Regions from separate parts of the Homo sapiens genome. Here region 2 is linked to region 1. Evidence: read pairs that join two places in POLR2A ChIA-PET (ENCODE). Cell type or tissue: PC-9. All regions are shown on one strand. Links, peaks and the distances in the headings refer to the core of each region. The heading gives the core; the rest is flanking DNA.

Evidence for each region. ChIA-PET counts read pairs that join two places held together with the same protein. Peaks named below come from ENCODE experiments on the same cell type or tissue, not always from the same donor. Only the 100,000 strongest peaks of a DNase experiment are listed, where the experiment ranks them.
Region 2: POLR2A ChIA-PET joins it to region 1 with 11 read pairs; 12 of 35 experiments call an interaction of 5 or more read pairs at or near these places.

Annotation. Positions count from the first base shown.
Region 1 is chr16:30,638,640-30,644,010 of GRCh38, reverse strand. No RefSeq gene overlaps it. Among named protein-coding and RNA genes, the nearest start is that of PRR14, 9.6 kb to the left of the region's middle. In PC-9, for the core only: no CTCF peak of the experiment used is centred there; no DNase peak of the experiment used is centred there.
Region 2 is chr16:30,486,156-30,491,526 of GRCh38, reverse strand. It overlaps ITGAL (integrin subunit alpha L), which reads right to left. Exons shown (of 31, transcript NM_002209.3): 10 at 2,372-2,445; 11 at 2,141-2,273. Among named protein-coding and RNA genes, the nearest start is that of ITGAL-AS1, 11 kb to the left of the region's middle. In PC-9, for the core only: no CTCF peak of the experiment used is centred there; a DNase peak (open chromatin) is centred at 2,576.

The sequences.
Region 1 (5,371 bases), core at 161-5,160:
TACAGGAGAATGCTTCCCAGAGAAGGTGATGAACAATGTGACTTTAAGGAAAGGGAGTTGGGAAGGAAGACTGTGCATCAGTCATCACTGCAAGTGCAGAGATCCAGGGGCAGAAATTGAGGAGAATGTAGATAATTTGGTTGTCAGCCCATCAGAGCTAACACATGCCTTTTTTTTCTTGAGACAGAGTCTGGCTTGGTCACCCAGGCTGGGTGCATTGGCGTGATCATAGCTCACTGTAGCCTTGACCTCCCAGGCTCAAGTGATCCTGCCACCTCAGCCTCCCAAGTAGCTAACACTACAGGCACATGCCACCACACCCGGGTAATTAAGAAACAATTTTTGGGCTGGGTGCGGTGGCTTATGCCTGTAATGCCAACACTTTGGGAGGCTGAGGTGGGCAGATCATTTGAGGTCAGGAGTTCAAGACCAGCCTGGCCAACATGGCAAAACCCCGTCTCTAACAAAAATACAAAAAATTAGCCCAGTGTGGTGGCTCGAGCCTGTAATCCTAGCTACTTGGGAGGCTGAGGCAGGAGAATGCTTGAACCCGGGAGGTGGAGGTTGCAGTGAGCTGAGATCATGCCACTGCACTCCAGCCTGCCCGAAAGAGCAAGACTCTGCCTTAAAAAAAAAAAGAAAAAAAAGAAAAATTTTTATAGAGATAAGGGTGGTCTCGCTATGTTGCCCAGGCTAGTCTTGAACTCCTGGGCTCAAGTGATCCTCCTGCCTCAGCCTCCCAAAGCTCTGGGATTACAGGTGTGAGCCACTGGGCCTGGCCACACGTCTTAAAAAAAAAAAAAGTTTTTTTTGTTTGTTTGTTTTGTTTTTTCTTTTTTGAGACAGAGTCTCGCTCTGTCACCAGGCTGGAGTGCAGTGGCACAATCTCGGGTCACTGCAACCTCCGCCTCCTGGATTCAAGCAATTCCCCTGCCTCAGCCTCCGGAGTAGCTGGGACTATAGGCACGTGCCACCATGCCCAGCTAATTTTTTGTATTTTAGTAGAGACGGGGTTTCACCATGTTGGCCAGGCTGGTCTCAATCTCCTGACCTCGTGATCTGCCCACCTCGGCCTCCCAAACTGCTGGGATTACAGGCATGAGCCACTGTGCCCGGCCAAAAAAAAAAAAAAAAGTTTTGAACACTCCTTTTACTCTGATGAAATTAATGAATAGATAAATAAAACATCTATAATACTACTTTTAAAAGTCAATATAGGCTGGACACATTGGCTCATGCCTGTAATCCCAGCACTTTGGAAGGCCAAGGCAAGCAGATCACCTGAAGTTGGGAGTTTGAGACCAGCCTGGCCAACATGGCAAAACTGCGTCTCTACTAAAAATACAAAAAATTAGCTGGGCATGGTGGTGTGCACCTGTAATCCCAGCTACTCAGGAGGCTAAGGTGTGAGAATTGCTTGAACTGGGGAGGCAGAGGTTGCAGTGGGCCAAGATCGTGCTGCTGCAGTCCAGCCTAGACTCTGTCTCAAAAATAAATAAATAAATAAATAAATAAATAAATAAATAAATAAATAAATATTACAGGCTGGGCGCGGTGGCTCACGCCTGTAATCCCAGCACTTTGGGAGGCCGAGATGGGTGGATCACCTGAGGTTGGGAGTTTGAGACCAGCCTGACCAACATGGAGAAACCCCGTCTCTACTAAAAGTACAAAATTAGCTGGATGTTGTGGCACATGCTTGTAATCCCAGCTACTCGGGAGGCTGAGGCAGGAGAATCACTTGAACCCGGAAGGCGGAAGCTGCAGTGAGCCGAGATCGCACCATTGCACTCCAGCCTGAGCAATAAGACCGGAACGCCATCTCAAAAAATAAAAAAATAAATAAATAAAAATAAAATAAAAAATAAATGTTACAACTACACGGTGGGCATGGTGGCTCACAACTGTAACCCCAGCTACTTGGGAGGCTGTGATGGGAGGATTGTTTGAAGCCAGGAGTTCAAGACTCCCATCTCTAACAGAAAATAAAGAAAAATAAATTGAACTAGTGGTTACTCTTGTGGTAGGGTAGTAACTAGGAGGGACATGAGCCTTTAGGATGCTACAGATGTTTTGTTTTGCTTTGTAGAGACAGGGTCTCTGCTGGAGAGAAGTAGAGTAAAGAAAAAAAAAAGGAGGGAGGGTCTTGCTCAGTTGCCCAGGCTTGAGTGCAGTGTTGCGATCATGGCTCACTGCAACCTTGAACTCCTGAGCTCAAGCAATCCTCCCACCTCAGCCTCCTAAGTAGCTGGGACTACAGGTGTGAACCCCCATGCCCAGCTAAATATATATGTATATATTTTTTGTTTTGTTTTGTTTTTGTAGAGAGGGGGTCTCACTCTGTTGTCCAGGCTCCTCTTGAACTCCTGGCCTCACCCATTCCTCCCCAGCCTCAGCTCCCAAAGGGCTGGGACTGTAGTCATGAGCCACCACACCCAGCCAATGTTTTGGTTTCTTGATATGGGTACTGGTTTCTTGATATGGGTGTGTTTACTTTGTGACAATGCATTGAGCCTACACTTAGGGTTTGTGCACTTTTCTGTATTACATTATTCTTTAAAAAATTTTTTAAATACGCTGGGAGCAGTGGCTCACGCCTGTAATCCCAGCATTTTGGGAGGCTGAGGCAGGCAGACTGCTTGAGTTCAGGAGTTTGAGACCAGCCTGGGCAATATGGCATAACCCTGTCTCTAAAAAAAAAAAAAAATTAGCCAGGAATGGTGGTGTGAGCCTGTAGTCCCAGCAACTCCGGAGGCTGAGGTGGGAGGATGGCTTAAGCCCAGGAGGCAGAGGTTGCAGTGAGCTGAGATGCCACGACTGCAATCCAGCCTGGGCAACAGAGCCAGAACCTGTCTCTCTCTCTCTCTCTCTCTCTCTCTCTATATATATATATTTTGGCTGGGCGCAGTGGTTCATGCCTGTAATCCCAGCACTTTGGGAGGCCGAGGCAGGTGGATCACGAGGTCAGGAGTTCAAGACCAGCCTGGCCAATATGGTGAAACACCATCTCTACTAAAAATACAAAAATTAGCTGGGCATAGTGGTGCATGCCTGTAGTCCCAGCTACTCAGGAGGCTGAGGGAGGAGAATCTCTTGAACCTAGAAGCGGAGGTTGCAGTGAGCTGAGATTGCACCACTGCACTCCAGCCTAGGCAACAGAGCAAGACTACATCTCAAAAAAATAAAAATTTAAGTAATGTATATGTCAGTATGTAATGCTTGGGTAGGGCTTTGCTAGGAGATTTGGTGAAGTTGTCATATTGAAGTTGTCATATGCTTGTACCCCCCATTTTTTCCCCACTACCTTTTTCTTCCAATTAAGCTGAGCTTCCCTGAGTCCTGAATAATCCTTTCACCTCCCAATCCCTGCAGATCCCGCCTCAGATGCTGAACCTTGTGCTCTAATTCCGTGGCCTGAAAGCAGTGGCTCTCCTCAGGGGCAGTGCCACCCCTTAGGGGTTGTTTTGTGAATTTTTAGGAGGGGGTGTTTTGGTCGCAGTGAGTGATGGAGGACCTCTGGCATTAATGGGTTAACCCATGGGGATCAGTTGTGTCCTACACAGTGCCAGACAGTCTCACTTAGTGAAAAACTGTCCCTCCTCCACCATCATTTGCAGAATGCCCCATGGCCATCCATGTACATGAGAACAGGTTAATAACTGAGTAGAGAATCTAAATTCATTTTTTATATAAACACGAACATATACGCATGGTTTTAATCCTGACTTTTCATGATTACAGGTGCACACCAGCATGCTCAGCTAATTTTTGTATTTTTAGTAGAGACAGGTTTCATCATGTTGGCCAGGCTGGTCTTGAACTCCTGACCTCAAGTGATCCACCTGCCTCACCTCCCAAAGTGCTGGGATTATAGGCATGACCACCACGTCCAGCCCTAATTTTTATTTTAAGAGACAGGGTCTTGCTCTGTTGCTCAGGCTGGAGTGCAACGGTGCAGGCATGGCTCACTGCAGCCTCTAGCCACTGGGCTCAAGCGATCCTCCCGCCTAAGCCTCCTGAGTAGTTGGGACTACAGGCACGCACTGCCACGCTCAGCTAAGTTTTTATGTTTTAATTTTTTGTAGAGACAGGGTCTTGTTTTGTTACCCAGGTTATCTTGATCTCTTGGACCCCAGCAGTCCTACCACTTCGGCCTCCCAAAGTGCTGGTATTATAGGCATGAGCACCTGACTCTGTTTTCTTGTTTTATTTATTTATTTTTTTTGAGACAGGGTGTCACTCTTTTGCCTAGGCTGGAGTGCAGGGGCACAATCTCACCTCATTGCAACCTCTGCCTCCCAGGCTCAAGGGATCCTCCCACCTCCACCTCCCAAGTAACCGGGACTACAGGCGCACACCACCATGCTAGGACAATTTTTTATTTTTTGAGAAGGAGTCTTGCTCTGTTGCCCAGGCTGGAGTGCAGTGGTGCAATCTTGGCTCACTGCAACCTCTGTTTCCTGGGTTCAACCAATTCTCCTGCCTCAGCCTCCCGAGTAGCTGGGATTACAGGCACCTGCCACCACACCCTGATAATTTTTGCTTTTCTTTTTTTTTGAGATGGAATCTCACTCTGTTGCCCAGGCTGGAGTGCAGTGGCATGATCTTGGCTCATTGCAACCTCTGCCTCCCAGGTTCAAACAATTCTCTGCCTCAGCCTCCCAAGTACTGGGATTACAGGTGGCTGCCACCACACCCAGCTAATTTTTGTATTTTTAGTAGAGACGGGGTTTCACCATATTGGTCAGGCTGGTCTTCAACTCCTGACCTCGTGATCCACCCGCCTCGGCCTCCCAAAGTGCTGGGATTACAGGCATAAGCCACCGCATCCGGCTGCTAGGACAATTTTTTATTTATTTATTTTTGTTGTTGTTGAAACAGAGTCTTGCTCTGTCGCCCAGGCTAGAGTGCAGTGGTGTGATCTCGGCTCACTGCACCCTCTGCCTCCTGGGTTCCAGCAATTCTCCTGCCTCAGCCTCCTAGGTAGCTGGGATTACAGGCGCCTGCCACCACATCTGGCTAATTTTTGTATTATTTTATTTCATTTTATTTTGTAGAGGCGGGGTTTCGCCATGTTGGCCAGGCTGCTCTCAAACTCCTGTCCTCAGGTGATCCTCCCGCCTCAGCCTCCCAAAGTGCTGGGATTACCAGCGTGAGCCACTGCGCCGGTCCGTTGTTGTTGTTGTTGTTGTTGTTGTTGTTGAGACAGAGTTTTGCTCTTGTCATCCAGGCTGGAGTGCAATAGTGCCATCTCAACTCACTGCAACCTCCGCCTCCCAGGTTCAAGTGATTCTCCTGCCTCAGCCTCCCCAGTAGCTGGGATTACAGGTGCCCACCACCATGCCCGGCTAATTTTTGTATTTTTAGTAGA
Region 2 (5,371 bases), core at 173-5,172, 150 kb after region 1:
TAGCATAGTAGACACTCAGGATTCTGTTTATTTATCTATCCACATATATGTATATATTTATGTGTGTGTATAGTGGGGTGGGTGTCTAACTAGAGATTAAACTTTTTTTCTTTTTTCTTTTTTTTTGAGACAGAGTTTTGCTCTGTCACCCAGGCTGGACTGCAGTGGTACGATCTCGGCTCACTGCAACCTGTACCTCCAGAGTTCAAGAGATTCTCCTACCTCAGCCTCCCGAGTAGCTGGGATTACAGGTGCATGCCACCATGCCTGGCTAATTTTTTGCATTTTTATAGAGACGGACTTTCACCATGTTGGCCAAGCTGGTCTCGAACTCCTGACCTCAAATGATCTGCCAGCCTCAGCTTCCCAAAGTGCTGGGATTACAGTGTGAGCCACCACACCCAGCTAGAGATTAAATTTTAGAGTCATTTCTTCTTTTTTTTTTTTCACTGCAACCTTAACCTCCCAGGCTCAAGTGATCCTCCCATCTCAGCCTCCCAAGTAGCTGGGACCACAGGCATGCACAACCATGCCCAACTAATTTTTTTTTTTTTTTTGAGACAAAGTCTCTCTCTGTCACCCAGGCTGGAGTGCAGTAGTGCAATCTCGGCTCACTGTAACTTCCGCCTCCCAGGTTCAAGTGATTCTCCTGCCTCAGCCTCCCAAGTAGCTGGGACTACAGGTGCGTGTCACCACGTCCAGCTAATTTTTTTGTGTTTTTAGTAGAGACGGGGTTTCACCATGTTGGCCAGGCTGGTCTTGAACTCTTGACCTCAGGTGCTCTTGGACAATTCAAGAGGAGGAAGCCTTAAAAAGGAGTGGCCAGTCCTCTTACTAATAAGGCAGGTTGTTTTAAAATGTGCCTGGGATTTAATATATAGGTGTGACTGATGATACAGAGAGTCACTGTCATTGAAAGAAGTTTACTAGCCACAGTTCCAAGAGGGAGTAGGCACTGGATGCCATGCAGGGCCAGAGAGGGAAACACTACATTAGTGAAGAGGCAGGAGGAGCCAGGGAAGAGCATGGCCCAGAGCTCTTCTTGTGGTTTCCACAAGGAAGGGTGGCGAGCTAGGTTGGCAAGTTCAAGCAAGTTTAGGATTGCACAGTTTGAATAATTTTGGCTGGCTCTGGGCTATAGCGGTGGCCTCTGGTTGACTGATGCCTGGCTCTGAGCTGATTTAGGGCAGAGGAACTATCGGCTTATTGTGTAAGGATTAGACAAAGGAGGTGGCTGAGGATATGGGCTCGGAATTGGCTGGTTTGCATATAAAAGGCCTTTTTTTTTTTTTTTTTTTTAAGACGGAGTCTCGCTCTGTCATCTTGGCTGGAGTGCAGTGGCATGATCCTCAGTTCACTGCAACCTCCGCCTCCTGGGTTCAAGCGATTCTCCTGCCTCAGCCCCCTGAGTAGCTGGAATTAAAGGCACCCGCCATCATGCCCGACTAATTTTTGTATTTTTAGTAGAGATGGGGTTTTGCCATGTTGGCCAGGCTGGTCTCGAACTCCTGACCTCAGGTGATTCACCTGCCTCAGCCTCCCAAAGTGCTGGGATTACAGGTGTCAGCCACTGTGCTCGGCCCTGTTTGTTGAGACAGAGTCTTGCTCTTTTGCCCAGACTGGTGCGCAGCTGCGTGATCTCCACTCACTGCAACCTCCTCCTCTCAGGTTCAAACGTTTCTCCTGCCTCAGCCTCCAGAAGAGCTGGGACTACAGGCATGCGCCACCATGCCTGGCTAACTTTTGTATTTTTAGTAGAGACAGGGTTTCACCATGTTGGCCATGCTGGTCTTGAACTCTTGACTTCAGGTGATCCACCTGCCTCAGCCTCCCAAACTGCTGGGATTACAGGCATGAGCCACTAGGACCAGCTACAAGGCATATTCACAGGCAAGTTGTTTACTATCTCTAGGAATTTGCCTACCCTGGGAGAGGTAGTCTTTTCAGGATTAGCACGGCCCCAAGATGTCAAAGCATCAGAAAATACAGACAATAAATTATGAATGTTATAGCCATATTTAAACTCTGACTTTGTTCATGCTGGTTGCTTAACTGCTTTCATTATTGTTTTGGAAGCCAGGCTGAGCGACCATCTGACCTCAACAACCAGAAGATCCCAGCAGAAAAGAGAAGTACTCACCCAAATAGCCTGCTCTCACTTCTGGTGTCAATGGTTCATTCCCAATAAATGTGTCATCCTGCAGGTCTGCCTTCAGGTCAAGAAAGCCCCCAGCCCAGTCCTTGGCTCCTACTGCCCCCACGACTGCATGGCCCTGCCCAGGGAAGGAGATGAGCGGGTCAGCTACCCACCGACCCACCCCCCAGAGCCAACTGCACTCCCTGCAGCCCATTGCTCCAGCCCAGCACGCACCCTGCTGAGGTCAGCACTGATGCCGCTGGAGGACAGCTCCATGTTGAAGGAAGTCAGGTCCTGTTTGCTTGTGCCTGGGGAACAAAGCAGAGAACAGGTGAGACCCAACAGCAGTAAATGCAGTGAAAAAAATTCATGGCAGGACGGGGAAGAAGTGAGGTATTTACTTCTGGGTAAGGTAGAAGGCATGCATGTGAGGGTCAGGCAGACCCAGGAAGTGGCTTAATGCGGAGTTGGCTTTTACCCTGGGAGTCCCAGATTTGTTTGTTTTTTGTTGTTGAAACAAGGTCTTGCTCTGTTGCCCAGGTTGGAGTGCAGTGGCGCAATCACAGCTCACTGCAGCCTCAACCACCCAAGCTCAAGCAACCCTCCGGGCTTAGCCTCCTGGATAGTGGGGACTATAGGCACACACCATCACACCTGGCTAATTTTTTTTTTTTTTTTTTTTTTTTTGAGATGGAGTCTCTCTCTGTCACCGAGGCTGGAGTGCGGTAGTGCAATCTCAGCTCACCACAGCCTCTGCCTCCTGGGTTCAAGCGATTCTCCTGCCTCAGCCTCCCGAGTAGCTGGGATTATAGGTGCACCACCATGCCCAGCTAATTTTTGTATTTTTAGTAGAGATGGGGTTTCACCATGTTGGCCAGCCTGGTCTCGAACTCAGGTGATCCACCCGCCTCGGCCTCCCAATGTGTTGGGACAATGACAGGTGTGAGCCACTGTGCCCAGCCTCCAGATTTGAATATCCAATTACTCATCTCCATGTGTCCAAGACTCAGCTCTTGGTTTCTGCTCTGACTCAGGCTTCTCACTTCAATGAATGGCACCCCCACTCACCTAATGAACCATGCTAAGAAACCAAATCCACCTGGAGTCTTCTCTATACTCCATCTCATCTCCAACACATCACCAAATCATGATACTCCTGCCTTTGAAATACACCCTTTTTCTTTTTTTTTTTTTTGAGACAGGGTCTTGCTGTGTTGCCCAGGCTGGAGTGCAGTGGTGTGATCATAGCTCACTACAGTCTCAAACTCCTAGGCTGAAGAGATCCTCCTGCCTCAGCATCCCAAGTAGCTGGGACTACTGGTATGCACCACCGTGCCTGGCTTATATAGCTTCTCCTTAAGAACTCTTCACTGGCTGTGCGTGGTGGCTCATGCCTGTAATCCCAGCACTTTGGGAGGCCAAGGCAAGCAGATTACCTGAGGTCAGGAGTTTGAGACCAGCCTGACCAGCATGGTGAAACCCTATCTCTACTAAAAGTACAAAAATTAGCTAGGCATGGTGGGACATGCCTGTAATCCCAGCTACTTGGGAGGCTGAGGCAGGAGAATTGCTCGAGGCTGGGAGGCTCAAAAACAACTGGAGGTTGCAGTGAGCCAAGATCGCACCACTGCTCTCCAGCCTGGCTGACACAGTGAAACTCTGTCTTGAAAAAAAAAAAAGCCAGGCACAGTGGCTCACACCTGTAATCCTAGCACTTTGGGAGGCCAAGGCGGGCAGATTACCTGAGGTTAGGAGTTCAAGACCAGCCTGGCCAATATGGTGAAACCCCGTCTCTACTAAAAATACAAAAAATTTATCTGGGTGTGGTGGCAGGCGCCTGTACTACTAGCTACTTGGGAGGCTGAGGCAGGAGAATCGCTTGAACCGAGGAGGCTGAGGTTGCAGTGAGCCAAGATCACACCACTGCACTCCAGCCTGGTGACAGAGCAAGACTGTCTCAAAAAACAAAACAAAACAAAACAAAAAACCTCTTCATGGGCTGGGCACAGTGGCTCACGCCTGTAATCCCAACACTTTGTGAGGCTGAGGCAGAAGACTTGCTTGAGCCCAGGAGTTAAAGATCAGGCTGGGCAATATAGTAGAAACTCTGTCTCGGCCGGGCGTAGTGGCTCATGCCTGTAATCCCAGCACTATGTGAGGCTGAAGCAGGAAGATTGCTTGAGCCCAGGAGTTCAAGACCTGCTTAGGCAATATAGTAGAAACTCTTTTTTTTTTTTTTTTTTTTTTGAGACGGAGTCTCACTCTGTCGCCCAGGCTGGAGGGCGGTGGCACAATCTTGGCTCACTGTGAACTCCACCTCCAGGATTCACGCCATTCTCCTGCCTCAGCCTCCCGAGTAGCTGGGACTACAGGCGCCCGCCACCACGCCTGGCTAAGAAACTCTTGTCTCTACAAAAAATTTAAAAATTAGCCAGGTGTGGTGGTGTGTATCTGTAGTCCCAGCTACTCAGGAGGTCAAGGTGGGAGGACTGCTTGAGCCCAGGAGTTTGAGGCTGCAGTGAGCCGTGATCGCACTACTGCACTCCAGTCTGGGCAACAGAGTGAGTCCCTGTCTCAAAACAACAACAACAAAAAACTCCTTCATGATTTCTCATCGATCTTCACACTGAAATCCAAACTCTTTCTGAGGGCCTGGAAGACCCTTACCTCCCTGCCAACCTTCTCTCTCCCTTCCTCACTGCGCTTCGGTCACACTGAACTTTTTCCATTTTCCTGGCATGCCGAGCCCTTTCCCCGCCCCTGGGCTTGCACCTGTGCTTCTCTCTGCCCTCATTCCACCTTTCTCACATTGCTGTTTGAATCTCATCTTTCATATCTCAGCTTAAAAGCCAGTTGAGAGTGAGTTTTTTTTAAAAACTTTTTTTTAAAAAATCACTTTTCATTTTTATTAATTATTTAGACATGGCTTCTTGCTATGCTGCCCAGGCTGGACCATTGCTGCTGATTTTTTTTTTTTTTTTGAGACAGTTTTGCTCTTGTCACCCAGGCTGGAGTACAGTGTCACAATCTCAGCTCACTGCAACCTCTGCCTCCTGGGTTCAAGCGATTCTCCTACTTTAGCCTCCCAAGTAGCTGGGTGACCTCAAGTGATCCGCCTGCCTCAGCCTCCCAGAGTGTTGGGATGACAAGCGTGAGCCACCACGCTCAGCCCATTGCTTCTTTAACTGAACCGAACACCAAGGCTGTGTCCTAGCAAAGGAGACTTTCCTGTAG